Linked DNA regions of Mus musculus: regions 1 and 3 are each linked to region 2. A link is a contact called in ENCODE Hi-C or POLR2A ChIA-PET data. All regions are on one chromosome and are shown on one strand. Each heading gives the region's core, a stretch centred on a gene start or an enhancer-like site at or near the end of the contact. The rest is flanking DNA. Distances are from core to core; before and after follow the strand shown. Region 1 holds the start of Inppl1 (inositol polyphosphate phosphatase-like 1). Region 2 holds the start of Folr1 (folate receptor 1 (adult)). Region 3 holds the start of Lamtor1 (late endosomal/lysosomal adaptor, MAPK and MTOR activator 1).

Region 1 (4,035 bases), core at 1,518-4,017, 33 kb after region 2:
GTAAGGACCTCTGGGTAGCGAGATGAATGTAGGGTTTGGAAAGGGGGAGATTAAAGATGTTTGGGGTGACCAGAGGTGAGGTTTGACCCTAGGTCTAAATGTCTGTGCCCACTATGATTCTGCCTGCAGGCATTAACAAGTGCCCAAACACAGCACCCTGTCACACGTTTGAGTACTACTTCCCGACACCAGCCAGCCTTTGCGAGGGTCTCTGGAGTCACTCCTACAAGGTCAGCAACTACAGCAGAGGGAGTGGCCGCTGCATCCAGATGTGGTTTGACTCAACCCAGGGCAATCCGAATGAGGACGTGGTGAAGTTTTATGCTTCCTTTATGACATCTGGGACTGTGCCCCATGCAGCAGTACTTCTTGTGCCCAGCCTGGCCCCAGTGCTGTCATTATGGCTCCCTGGCTGAGAGGTCAGTCTTCCTCTCTAGATTTCTCCTCTATCTACCCTTGGTCTGGTTCAACTCTTCAAAGAATAAGGAAGTCTTGAGCCTGCTTCCACCCCTCTCCTCTGTCATCCAGTTCCTGATCCATGTTGGGGGTTGGGGTTTCTACAATCATTTTCAATAAATCTATGACACATCTGGGCCTAATGAATTATTGTCACTGTGAGCTTGTGAGTGGGTGGGGACAGATCCTTTCCAGTCAGAGTAAATAGTGTTTCAAAACTCACCATCACTATACAAATGTTCATTGTAAGTTCCCTCCTCCTAGAAGGTGGATGAACCGAGCGTCTGTGCTTCAGTAGCCTGTAGGAATCTAGTTGCTTCTCAAATAACAGGAAGATCCAGGATTTTTAAATTATATCATTCTCAAGCATTATCCCATCATGGGCTGAGAACATAACTCAGTTGGAAGAGTGCTTGCCTGGAGAGCTTGAGTCCAACAAAAACAAAAATACATCTCAGGGGGCTGGAGAGATGGCTCAGTGGTTAAGGCCACTGACTGCTCTTCCAGAGGTTCTGAGTTCAATTCTCAGCAACCACATGGTGGCTCACAACCATCTGTAATGGGATCTGATGTGTCTGAAGACAGCTACATTGTGCTCATATACATTAAATAAATAAATAAAATAATTAAAAAAAAAAACAAAAACAAAACACATTCCCTATTCCCATCATGTGTCTGCTTAGCTCTGTTCTCAGCTTACAAAGGGGAAGCTGGAAACGGGAGTCCAGCAGAGATTCTGGAGAAAGGGGTAAAAATTCACACTGCCTACTATGATATAGATTGACTGGGTTGGGGTCCCTTGGACGAGGATAGTCCATTAGGAAGTCAATCTGGAAGATACAGAAGAAACAAAAGCTTGCATTTCGCCCAGTGCTGTATCCTACTGATGAAGCCAAAGAAACTATTAGTGGCTTCCCAGAGGCAGAAGCACCCTCTAGCCTTCGGCTAAATTGTATTTGTGTTTATTCTGAGTGTGTGCCTAGGTGTGTGGGCTGCATGGATGACTTGGCACAGGTGTGGAAGTCAGAGGACAACATGCAGGAGCTCTCTCCTTCCACCACATGGGTCCCTGGGGTTCAACTCAAAGTCTTCAAACTTGGCAAAAGCGCCTTTACCTGTTAAGCCATCTCACCCCAATGACACAGTCTTTAGCATCGCCGTCCTCTCAGGAAGCTGTAAATATATTGATTTTGGAGGGTCGTGACAGCTTTTCTCCAACTCGTTCTCCTTTCTTTCTTTGAGGCCACATCTCTTATGTAGTCTTGGATGGGCTGGAAGTCTAGACCAAGGAAGCTGGCTTACAACTAGGTAGAGTTCCATTTGCTTCTGCCTCCTGTGGGTCGGGAATACAGGCATAGGAAAGTAAGACCCCACTGCACACCCCCGGGATCTGGGGTGGGCGTCCTCCATTCCCGGCGGGAGGAGCTGGGTACAGATTGGAGGATGTTACTTTATTTAAGCCCTGGCAGGACCAGGAGAAACAGGTAGGTGGGTGGAGGATCTCTGTTTTTGTATTTATCTGTTCTGGAAGGTCCCTACAGACCCGTCACGTCCCAGGCTTTGTTCTAGATGGGTTAAGCCAATGCAAATTGGCTTATCCTCTAAACAGAGGGAAACTCCTCAGGGTTGACCCCAGGCTCGGTCAACAGGTTCAATTTACCAGAGCGAAAGTTCTCTCCCAGGTTAAAGGGATGCTCCTGACAGACTCTAGGAGTTGGTGGTTGTAGGCAAGCGGCTAGAGGCCTGCGCCTTTAAGGAGCCAGGGGGCAGAGGGGCGGGGCAGGAAGAGAAATCCTTGGAGACGCCACCACCATCCAGGTCTTTTTTTAGGGGGGAAATAGGGCGGGCCAAAGCCCTGTTTGGGTTCCGCCCCGTCTTCTCCCGCCGGGTCCCCTTTTCCGCCCCAGGGGTCGGTGGATGGGAGGTCTTAGCAGCCAGAGTCTTAGGAGCTCCCTGCTCGCACCTGGCCCACGGAAGCGCAAGTTTGTTGATTTGGAGGGAGTAGCCGGAGCGGGGGCGGTGCTAATAATACCCGTTCAGTCCCCAGTCGCGCTTTACAGTTTACACAGCTGTCACCTTCGTTACTCCTTAATTAATAATAAAAATAGCCGCCGTCCCGGAGCGCACGCTGCATGCCAGGCCCTGAGCTTTACAGGCAGAGCCCCAATGAGCCCGCCCTCGTAACGTTACCCCAGTTATCGAAAGCGAGAAGCTCGGGCGCACTGAAGAGCCAAGGCTGTCCCGAGGTCACTCTGCGGGCGTGCGGCGGAGACCGGGACGCGGGCGGACGAGGCGGGGCGCGGGCGGGGCGGAAGGCGCGGGGTGCGCGGTGGCGGCGGATGGCCATCTTAAGTGGCCGCGGGGAGTCCAGGGAGGCTTCCCCGGGCTAGGAGTCAACCCGAGTCGCCCTAGAGGTGGGGCCTGCGTTCGGTAGTTGAGGCTCTGAGACTTGAGGGAACTTTTTTTCTAGGTAGTCGAGGGGGTCCTCCTGGTCTGGGACTGCAAAACCTGGGCCTGCGGGTGTGGGGCGTGGTGCCAGGCAATTTGGTGGAGATGGGGGAAGGGTTTTGCCAGGCTGGAGGGCCTGCGGGGACCGGTGCGTGAAAGGCACCTCGAGCGCGCGCGTATGTGTGGGGTGGGGTATCGGATCTCTTTGGGATCTTGTGGGATGTGTCAGGAATCGTTTTGGGGGGTTCAGGTCTGAAGGGGCCTCTGACCTTATAGGAGTTACGAGAACTTGTTCTCTTGGATGTTGTAGTAGTTGTGGATGTCTATCCTGGAGCCTTGCTTTCCGAACCTTGATCCCGCAAGGCTGTGGGGGTGCCGAGTAGAAGAGATGTGTGTAGTAGAATCAGATTTGCATAGGGATTAGGGGTCATCTCATTGCGAATCGTTGGAAGGATTGAATTCACCAGCGAGAACTTGGACTCACAAGTTGTCCCGGAGCGGGTACCGGGGAACTGGATCTTCTTGAGGTGGGGGGACAAAATAATTGTGGGACTTGGGAGGTGCTGGTCTTGCGGGTCCTGTAGGGCTGTCGGAGCATCGTCCTTGCCGAGAGAGGCTGGGGGCAGGGGCGGCCCGGGCTCTGGGCCGAGTGGAGGGGGAGGGGACCGGCCAGCTCCTAGCTCCGTTCCCGCCCCTCCCCCGCCGCCTCTGAACAAACTTTTCTTTCTCTTCAAGTTGAGGCCGGCGCTGCGGGCGGCGGCGGCTGCGCGGAGATCCAGGCGGTTGGCGCGGCCAAGCGTGGAACCCACATACTGGGTTCTCTCGGGCTGGTGGATCCTTAGTCCCGGGACCCGGGCCCAACCTCGACTTCAAGCTTCCCCGGGCGGATGGCGCGGAGCGGCAGGCATCGGCGGCGCTGAGCCCTGCGTGGGCCATGGCCTCAGTGTGTGGGACACCGAGTCCCGGGGGTGCGCTAGGCAGCCCGGCCCCAGCCTGGTATCACCGTGACCTGAGCCGCGCTGCTGCGGAGGAGCTCCTGGCTCGGGCGGGCCGCGATGGCAGCTTCCTGGTGCGAGATAGCGAGAGCGTGGCGGGGGCCTTCGCACTCTGCGTCCTGTGAGTAGGGCGGGC
Region 2 (4,234 bases), core at 1,636-4,135:
CAAATATGCACGGGTCAGTGGGAGCAGCGAGAACCAGCCAGAATACCACCAGAAGTGTTTGGCCTGTTTCTCTCTACGAAGTGAAGGCCAGCAAAGTGTTGCATGGCCAGGGAAGAAACATTGCAAGGTGTAGCAATGCAAGAGCATCCTTTCGCTGTCTGAGGGGTTCTATTTATACCCTTTCCAAATATCATGTGCCCTCTCAAGTGTCTGCTCCAGGAAAACGTCCTCTCACCAGACAGCTTCCAGAAAAACTTCACATGCCCTCTAAGAAGACAGCTTCCGGAAAAAGATCACGTGCCACAGTTGAGTTTCCAAAGAAACCAGGAATTTCACTCCATGACTACAAGTTGGTGGCTGTTTGGAGAGGCTTAGGAAGTGTGGCCTTGGTAGAGGAAGTATGCCTCTTGGGGCGGGGCCTTAAGAGTTGTCAATTTGGCCGGGCAGTGGTGGCACATACCTTTAATCCCAGCACTTGGGAGGCAGAGGCAGGCAGATTTCTGAGTTCGAGGCCAGCCTGGTCTATAAAGTGAGTTCCAGGACAGCCAGGACTATACAGAGAAACCCTGTCTCGAAAAAACAAAAACAAACAAACAAACAAACAAAAGCATTGTTAATTACTCGCACCATCTAGAGCTTGCACTCTCTCCCCACTTCCCTCTCTGCCCCTCCTCTCTTTCCTCCCTGTTTGCAGTTTGAGGTGTGAGCTCTCAGTTGTCAACTTCTACCTTCAGCGTCCATGCCTGCCTGTTCTTACACTCCCCCACCACAATGGGACTTCCTACCCCTCTCAAATGTAAACCCCAAATAATCCCTCCCTTCTATAAGTTGCCTTGGTCAGGATGTTTTATCACAGCAACAGAAAAGTAACTAAAGACAGACCTCAGCCTACAGCTGCCCACTAAAACAACTTCACCATCAGCCTAAGGAAGCCACCTGTAGTCTCTGAGAAGAGATGTCATACTGTATTCTTGCTCTCCACTTCTCAAAATGTGCACATCTGAAGCAGGAGAGAGACAATGCCATTTTATCGCAGATAAGAGGTGCTGGGGAGTTAAAGAATCCAGGTGTTCATCCTGTCAGTAATGGAACACAAATGATAGTCTCAGCTTAATGGACAGGATGTGACTGGAAAGAATCCCTTGCAAAGGTCTTGTGGGGACAGTGGGGACAGTGGGGACATATATATCCAAGAGTCAGCAATAAGGTTGCGCTTGCTTGTAAAGAAGTACAAGCAGAATTCTAGTGGACAGAGCTGGAAATGATCAGAAACACAGACTTGTGGGGGCTGGAGAGATGGCTCAGAGGTTAAGAGCACTGACTGCTCTTCCAGAGGTCCTGAGTTCAATTCCTAGTAACCACATGGTGGCTCACAACCATCTGTAATGAGATCTCATATCCTTTTCTGGGGAGTCTGAAGACAGCTACAGTGTACTTACATATATAATAAATAAATGTAGCCGGGCGTGGTGGCACACGCCTTTAATCCCAGCACTCGGGAGGCAGAGGCAGGCAGATTTTTGAGTTCAAGGCCAGCCTGGTCTACAAAGTGAGCTCCAGGACAGCCAGGGCTATACAGAGAAACCCTGTCTCGAAAAACCAAAAAAGCAAAAAAAAAAAAAAAAAATGTTTAGAAAGAGAGAAAGAAAGAAAGAAAGAAAGAAAGAAAGAAAGAAAGAAAGAAAGAAAGAAAGAAAGGCAGACTTTTATCCCAACAGTCGGGAGGCAGAGGGCAGGTGGATCTCTGAGTTCGAGGCCAGCCTGGTCTACAGAGTGAGTTCCAGAGCAGCCAGGGCTACACATAGAAACCCTGTCTCAAAAAGAAAAGAAAAAAAAAATCAGGCAGGAGAAGTAGTGTGGAGTCATAAGCCTTAGAATGCTGCTCCAGGATGCCTGATAGACTTCTCTCAAGCAAACGAACGACACCAGACTTGTAGACAAACTCCAGTGTCCACAGCCCTGAACAGTGTGAATGGCGCACATCGGGGGCCCGATACTCACCAAAGCTCAGGATTCTCTCCCCTGCAATCTGGAGGCCTTCTCTTGCTTCCTGGCCTTTAATCCCACTGTTGGATGTGGGGGGTTGTCAAACACCTTCCTGTTTTTTCAGCCTGGTCACAAGACACTAGCAGGCTGGGCCAGACTAGACACTGACAGTCAGTTTTGCTGATAATAAGCTGCTATCTCAGGGAGATACTTCTTGGACTGGCTCCAAGGTGACTGTGAAATTCTGTCCCTCCCTAGTGGTCAAATGATCTCAACACTTAGGCTCCGGATGGGTACAACACTTCAACATTCAGGGCATTAGGGCTCAAATGCAGTCAAATAGCTGATGGAGGTCCTACACAAGCTGCCTAGCTCTCCTAGCATCCCCCAGTCTCTGCTTGTTTTCAGGATCCTCCTGGTTGGCGTGCCTGGTTCCCTGACCTAAACCTTCTCCAGCCCAGGGCCTGGGCCACCCTTCTTCTAGTGGTTCTTCTCTATAGAATGCAGTCATTTTGGCTAAGCTGGTCTTTTTACCCTTTTGCACTTTTGGTCTCATGGCTTTCCCCTCTCCCCTCCCATGACCCAGCTCAGGGTCTTGTTCACTCTGGGCCCTTCCAAATGCTTTTCTGGCTAGGCTCTTCTCCATATCTACAATAAACTTTCTCCTCCACCATACCTAGGGGCTGTCATGGCCTCCTTTTTATTTCTTTTTTTCCTCACTCAGGCAGGAGCTGAGGCAGGGCAGGGTGTTCACTCCAGGCCCCAGCTCAATCTTCACCTCAAATCCTCACTGGAAAGGTTAATTATTCAGAAGCTGTAGAGCTCAGGAGCATCACCCAGGGGGCAAACCTCACTCTTGCAATAGAGGAGCCATAAAGGCCAGTTAATAATCAGCCCCGGGGCAGAGACAGCTTAGAAGGGCCTCCAGCTTTAGGCTTTATAGATACCTGGCCCACCCTTCCCCAGTCAGCAGGCTGATCTGGAAGTATAAACAAGAAAGGAGGCTGACGGCTCTAGAAGTCCCCAACCTGTTGTGATCTTCAGTAGACAAACACTCCTGGTGTGTCACAGGATTCAGGTACATGGCAGTGGCCAGGGCGAAGGGTAGCAAGACAGAACCAGGGACCTCCTGGGAGCCTGTCTCTCTTTGTAGGGCCTTGTTCTTTGGCTAATTTTCCCCCAGAGTCCAAATTGCCTCCTCTCTCTCCTTCCTCCTTCCCTTCTTCCTTGCCTTCCTTCCCCTCCTTCCTTTTCTCTTTCTCCTGACATTCACCAATGTAGTGGTCTCTACTATCTCACTTAAATTTCGGTTGAGACAGCTCCCACATCTATGTCCAATTTGGAGCCTTCCTCTGGGGCCACACACGCACAGGTAACTGATCAACAACTCCGAGTCTCCTGCTCAAATCTACTCCCCACTCCTTTATCCAACAGCAGCGCCATCCTGGGCTCCCAGTAAGGGATGGGTGGGGGACGGGGTCCTGTTTTGGCTGCAGTGAAATGTGGGTGATGTCAAAATTAGCTCAGATCCTTAAGGGTTCCCCCCACGCCCCCACGCCTGTAAAGATCTGTCACAGGAGTGGGAGGTGAGCAAGTGGAGAAGGAAAGGAAGCCTGGGCTTCCACAGCACTGAGGCTCTCGTCAGAAAGGTTAGGCCATCAGGGTCTTGTGACTGGAAGTGGGTGATAGCCTGGCTGGTGAGGTTGGGGGAACTTGTAGCTGAGAGAAGTTGGGGACATGGGATCTTCTGATTCTATACAACAGGCCTGGAAGTTGCAAGCCTGTGTTCTAGTGACAGTCCTGCCATTGGCTCTGGTGTGGTCCTCTGGGGCTCATCCTATTCATGTGTATAATAGGACATGGGTGTTGGTAGTGGATGGATTATTTTAAAGGATCTTAGCAGCTCAAGACACAATGTGAGGTGTTTGTTTGTTTGAGACAGGGTCTTTCAGTGTAGCCTTGACTATCCTGGAACTCTCTCTGTAGATCAGGCTGGTCTCAAACTTACAAAGATCTGCCTGCCTCTGCTTCCCGAGTGCAGGGATTAAAGGCATGCACCACCACAGCCCGGCTGTTTGTTTATTTATTTGCAATGCTGGGATTGAAACTGGGGCTTCACACATACTAGGCATGTGCCACCACCCAGCTGTTTGTTTATTTGTTTACTTGCAATGCTGGGGATTGAACCCAGGGCCTCACACATGCTAGGCCAGCCTTTGCCATACACATCCCAAGAACGGAGCCTGTA
Region 3 (3,713 bases), core at 949-3,448, 35 kb before region 2:
TTAGCAGACCTAAGGTGTCTGCCCACCACTACCTCAGAGCCTGTCCCAGTATATAAGGTATGTGTCTTGTTCTTAGAACACCATGACTAGAGTACTTTTTTTGTTGTTTTTGTTTTTTGTTTTTCGAAACAGGGTTTCTCTGTGTAGCCCTGGCTGTCCTGGAACTCACTTTGTAGACCAGGCTGGCCTCAAACTCAGAAATCCACCTGCCTCTGCTTCCCGAGTGCTGGGATTAAAGGCGTGCGCCACCACGCCCGGCGTGGCTAGAGTACTTCTAACATTAGCTAAATTGCTTCAATCCTCCTAACTTTTCCCTCACCTTTAAACATTTTACAGGTAACTAGCAGGAGTCAAATGAAGCAATCGTAGGCGGCCTCTGAAGACCTATTGCTTATACATTTTTCTTTTTGAGACAGACAGGCCCTGAACTTACTGTGTAGCCAGACAGACCACAAACTTGAGGCAGTTCTGTGTCAGCCTCCTAAGTACTGGGACTCACTCTCTTAGGTGTAAGGTAATTCTTACACTTCTAATACAGGGACAGGCAATGCTGAAGAGGGCCTACCTAAAGAGGGACTGGGGATATGACCCTGGGGTTTGATCTCTACGACTGCATAAAACTGGACATAGTGAGTGACATATGCCTAGGATCCCAGCACTCAGGGAGAAGCAGAACCAGAAATTCAAGGTCATCCTCAACTGTATGGCAGGTCTGCAGCCAGTCTGGGCTTCAGGAGACCTTTTTAAAAACAAACCAAACCAGCCAGAAATGAGAATCTGTAAAGAGGAAGGTGGAATTTTAGCTTTCCCTCCATAACTCTGCTGTTAGGCAGGGATATCTGCCTTCTTCTTCCTTTTCTGTTGTTTTGTGGTGGGTTCCTATTTTTGCAGTTCTAGCCTTTAGCATGACAGAATGAAGTGAAAGTTACGGCCACAGGCATGTCAAACTCAGGTCAAGCAATGAATGAGGTTCAGGAAGCACTCACCCCGACACAAATCACATTCTCCTGAACTGCAGGGTTCACTGGGGGGAAGAACACCTTCCCAAGTACAGCGACACCACTTATGTCTCTGACTGTATCCTCCACTAGACCGGGTGAAACTGTTCTCTGTGGCACGGTGCCTACTGTGTGTAGACATCAGGGCTCAGGCTTCGAGGCAGCTGTTAAGAGGAATGGCCAGGGGGCTGACACCCAGCCTTGCAAAAGTCTTCCCCTCCTCAAAAGCGTCTAGGCAGGGAAGGGACTGTAGTAGAGAGGAATGAGATGCACCAAGGGGAAGATGGAAATTTAAAAACAAGACACTGAAGTCTCTCCAAGTCGATGCTTTCTCGAAAAGAGTAAGATCTACAATCACATTCTTCAGAGAGGAACTCTCTAGCTCGAGGAACCCTCAGGCACCAGGCAGGGAACAGCAAACCAAACTCATAAATCAAATCCCCTTTCCTCTATATCGGTCAAAGCAAACTCTATTGCTCCCCAACGTCCCGATGTCTTCGCTCTATTAATTCTTCACTGGCCAACTCAAATGACAGTAACTTGGTGTCAACTTTTGACACCAAGCCAACAGTGGCAGAACAGTTGACAGAACACACAGAAATTCCTGATTTATCTCGGGAGACTGAGAGCCTCAAATTACCTATCTCTACAATGGGTCCACTAAGCCAAGCTGCAGTGAAGACAGAGGAATCTGTGAGCGCGAATGTTTCCCGAGAACCCAGTCTGAGGATTCGAGTGGTGAGATACGAGGGGACTGGAGAGTGGAAGGGGAGGGGCCGAGTCAGGCGGCGACCGCCGCAACCCTAGGCAGAAGTAAGACTAGGATCTTTAAGAGGGTAGGAGCCCGGCTGGCCGTCCTCTCTGTAATCTGTCCCCTCCAGGCCTCCGTACTCGGTGAGCCTGCAGTCCGGCTCCCCGCCACTGCGGGCTTTATTCTGGGCCCCGAGCCCCGCGGTCGTAGCCCACAGTCCCAAACCCCGTCCGCCGCTGTCGCACCTGGTCCGAGTCCTCGTTTTCGCTGCTATAGCAGCACCCCATGGCGGGGTCGGGCCGGGCGCTCAGGCGGCGCCGAGGAGGGACGGCGTCCGTCAGGAGCCTTTCCGGTCACATGACCCGCGGCTGCCTCTCGCTCCCCTCCCCCTCGCCTAGCCTGTCCTAAAGCCGCTCCGGCGCCACAGCCAAATCTTGCCTTCCGGTCCCGCCTCGCCGCGTGACAATCGCCAACCAATGGAAAAGTGCGTCCTACGTGAGCGGACCCGCGGCACGTGATAGGAAGGCAGGCGGGGCGAGTCACATGATTTTGTTGTCCTAGTCTCTAACTCCGAATCCTTGCGTCCCTTAGCTTTAGTGGCCAGTGCAGTGCGACGAGTTGTGTGGTCACATGGTGTCAGGGCCACCTTTGTGGGCCCAGTGCTATATCAAGATAAATTCTTAAGTGCCATGCAAGTGGCGAGTAGCGTACTGGAGGGAGATGTACTTCACTCAGAACTCTTTGCTAGTTTCTTTGTCCTTTATGTGTGCGAGAGAGACCAAGGTCTCACTACGTAGCCCTCACTGACCTGGAATTTGCTGTGTAGCCCAGGCTGAACTCGAATTCAGAGAGCCACTTACCTCTGCCTTACCAGTATTAAACGCATATGTATTTTTATTTTGAGTATGTGAGTGTGGAGGTCACAGAATAACTTCTAAGAGTTGGTTGTATCTTTCCACCATGAGGGTCGTAGGAATTGTTAGATTGGCAAACTTTGGGGCAGGCACAGTTTAGCCATCTCTCTACTCAAGTATTTGGCAGTTTCTTGACTAAGGTGAATTCTGCCTGAGTAGGCAGATGGCAGACACTTCTCTTTCCAAATCAGGGATTAGAGTATTCAAAGTCTCAATACAAACTTTTCTTCCTGATTGCCTTTTCTGATTCTCTTCTGAGCACTTCTCTTTACTTAATCTGGTGCCACTCACTTATTAACAAATCATAGGGCTAGAGACAACGCAGTGATTAAGAGCACTGGCTGCTGCTCCCCCAGAAGGCCCAAGTTCAATTCCCAGCACCTACATGGTGACTTACAATCATATATAGCTCCAGACCCAGGAGAAACAATGCCCCTTCTGGCCTCTGGCAGCAGGCAAGTACACACACACAGTGCACAGACACATACGTGCAGACCAAACACTCATACACATAAACTTAATTTAAAAGACATACCCCAGGGCTGGAGAGATGGCTCATCGGATGAGAGCTCTGACTGCTCTTCTGGAGGTCCTGAGTTCAAATCCCAGGAACCACATGGTGGCTCACAACCATCTGTAACAAGATCTGATGCCCTCTTATGGTGTGTCTGAAGACAACTACAATGTAGTTACATAAAATAAATAAATGAAATCTTAAAAAAAATTAAAAAAAAAAAGACATACCCCAGGGCTGGAGAGATGGCCCAGTGGTTAAGAGCACCGACTGCTCTTCCGAAGGTCCTGAGTTCAAATCCCAGCAACCACATGGTGGCTCACAACCATCCATAATGAGATCTGACACCCTCTTCTGGTGCATTTGAAGACAGCTACAGTGCACTTAGATATAATAAATAAATCTTAAAAAAATACATACCCCAAATATTTATTGTCTATAGTGTGCCACTCTAGTGTTCAGTTTGGATAGGTAGCTGGGCAGAAAACAGCCCAAGATCCAGACCATGGAATCCCTAGTCAGGTGGTCAGTGTATT

The links. A loop is a pair of places that touch in the nucleus more often than their neighbours do. ChIA-PET counts read pairs that join two places held with the same protein, here RNA polymerase II (POLR2A).
Region 1: POLR2A ChIA-PET joins it to region 2 with 72 read pairs in embryonic stem cell. The contact joins the promoter of Inppl1 here to the promoter of Folr1 in region 2. POLR2A ChIA-PET finds 5 or more read pairs at or near these places in 4 of 5 experiments (Patski and embryonic stem cell).
Region 3: POLR2A ChIA-PET joins it to region 2 with 34 read pairs in embryonic stem cell. The contact joins the promoter of Lamtor1 here to the promoter of Folr1 in region 2. A Hi-C loop is called at or near these places in 3 of 37 maps with a recorded cell type or tissue (left cerebral cortex and mouse trophoblast stem cell). POLR2A ChIA-PET finds 5 or more read pairs at or near these places in 5 of 5 experiments (Patski and embryonic stem cell).

What each region holds. Positions count from the first base shown.
Region 1 is chr7:101,836,556-101,840,590 of GRCm38, reverse strand. It overlaps Inppl1 (inositol polyphosphate phosphatase-like 1), which reads left to right and starts at 2,767. Exons shown (of 29, transcript NM_001122739.1): 1 at 2,767-2,870; 2 at 3,640-4,020. The coding sequence starts at 3,839. It overlaps Gm10602 (a long non-coding RNA gene), which reads right to left. Exons shown (of 2, transcript XR_003946663.1): 1 at 3,174-4,035; 2 at 1-1,789. It overlaps Folr2 (folate receptor 2 (fetal)), which reads left to right. Exons shown (of 5, transcript NM_008035.2): 5 at 130-603. The coding sequence ends at 416.
Region 2 is chr7:101,869,439-101,873,672 of GRCm38, reverse strand. Folr1 (folate receptor 1 (adult)) reads left to right here and starts at 2,885. Exons shown (of 7, transcript NM_001252554.1): 1 at 2,885-3,064. It overlaps Gm35597 (a long non-coding RNA gene), which reads right to left and starts at 2,962. Exons shown (of 3, transcript XR_378387.3): 1 at 2,002-2,962; 2 at 937-1,076.
Region 3 is chr7:101,904,322-101,908,034 of GRCm38, reverse strand. Lamtor1 (late endosomal/lysosomal adaptor, MAPK and MTOR activator 1) reads right to left here and starts at 2,198. Exons shown (of 5, transcript NM_025605.3): 1 at 1,995-2,198. The coding sequence starts at 2,036. It overlaps Tomt (transmembrane O-methyltransferase), which reads left to right and starts at 1,676. Exons shown (of 4, transcript NM_001081679.1): 1 at 1,676-1,736.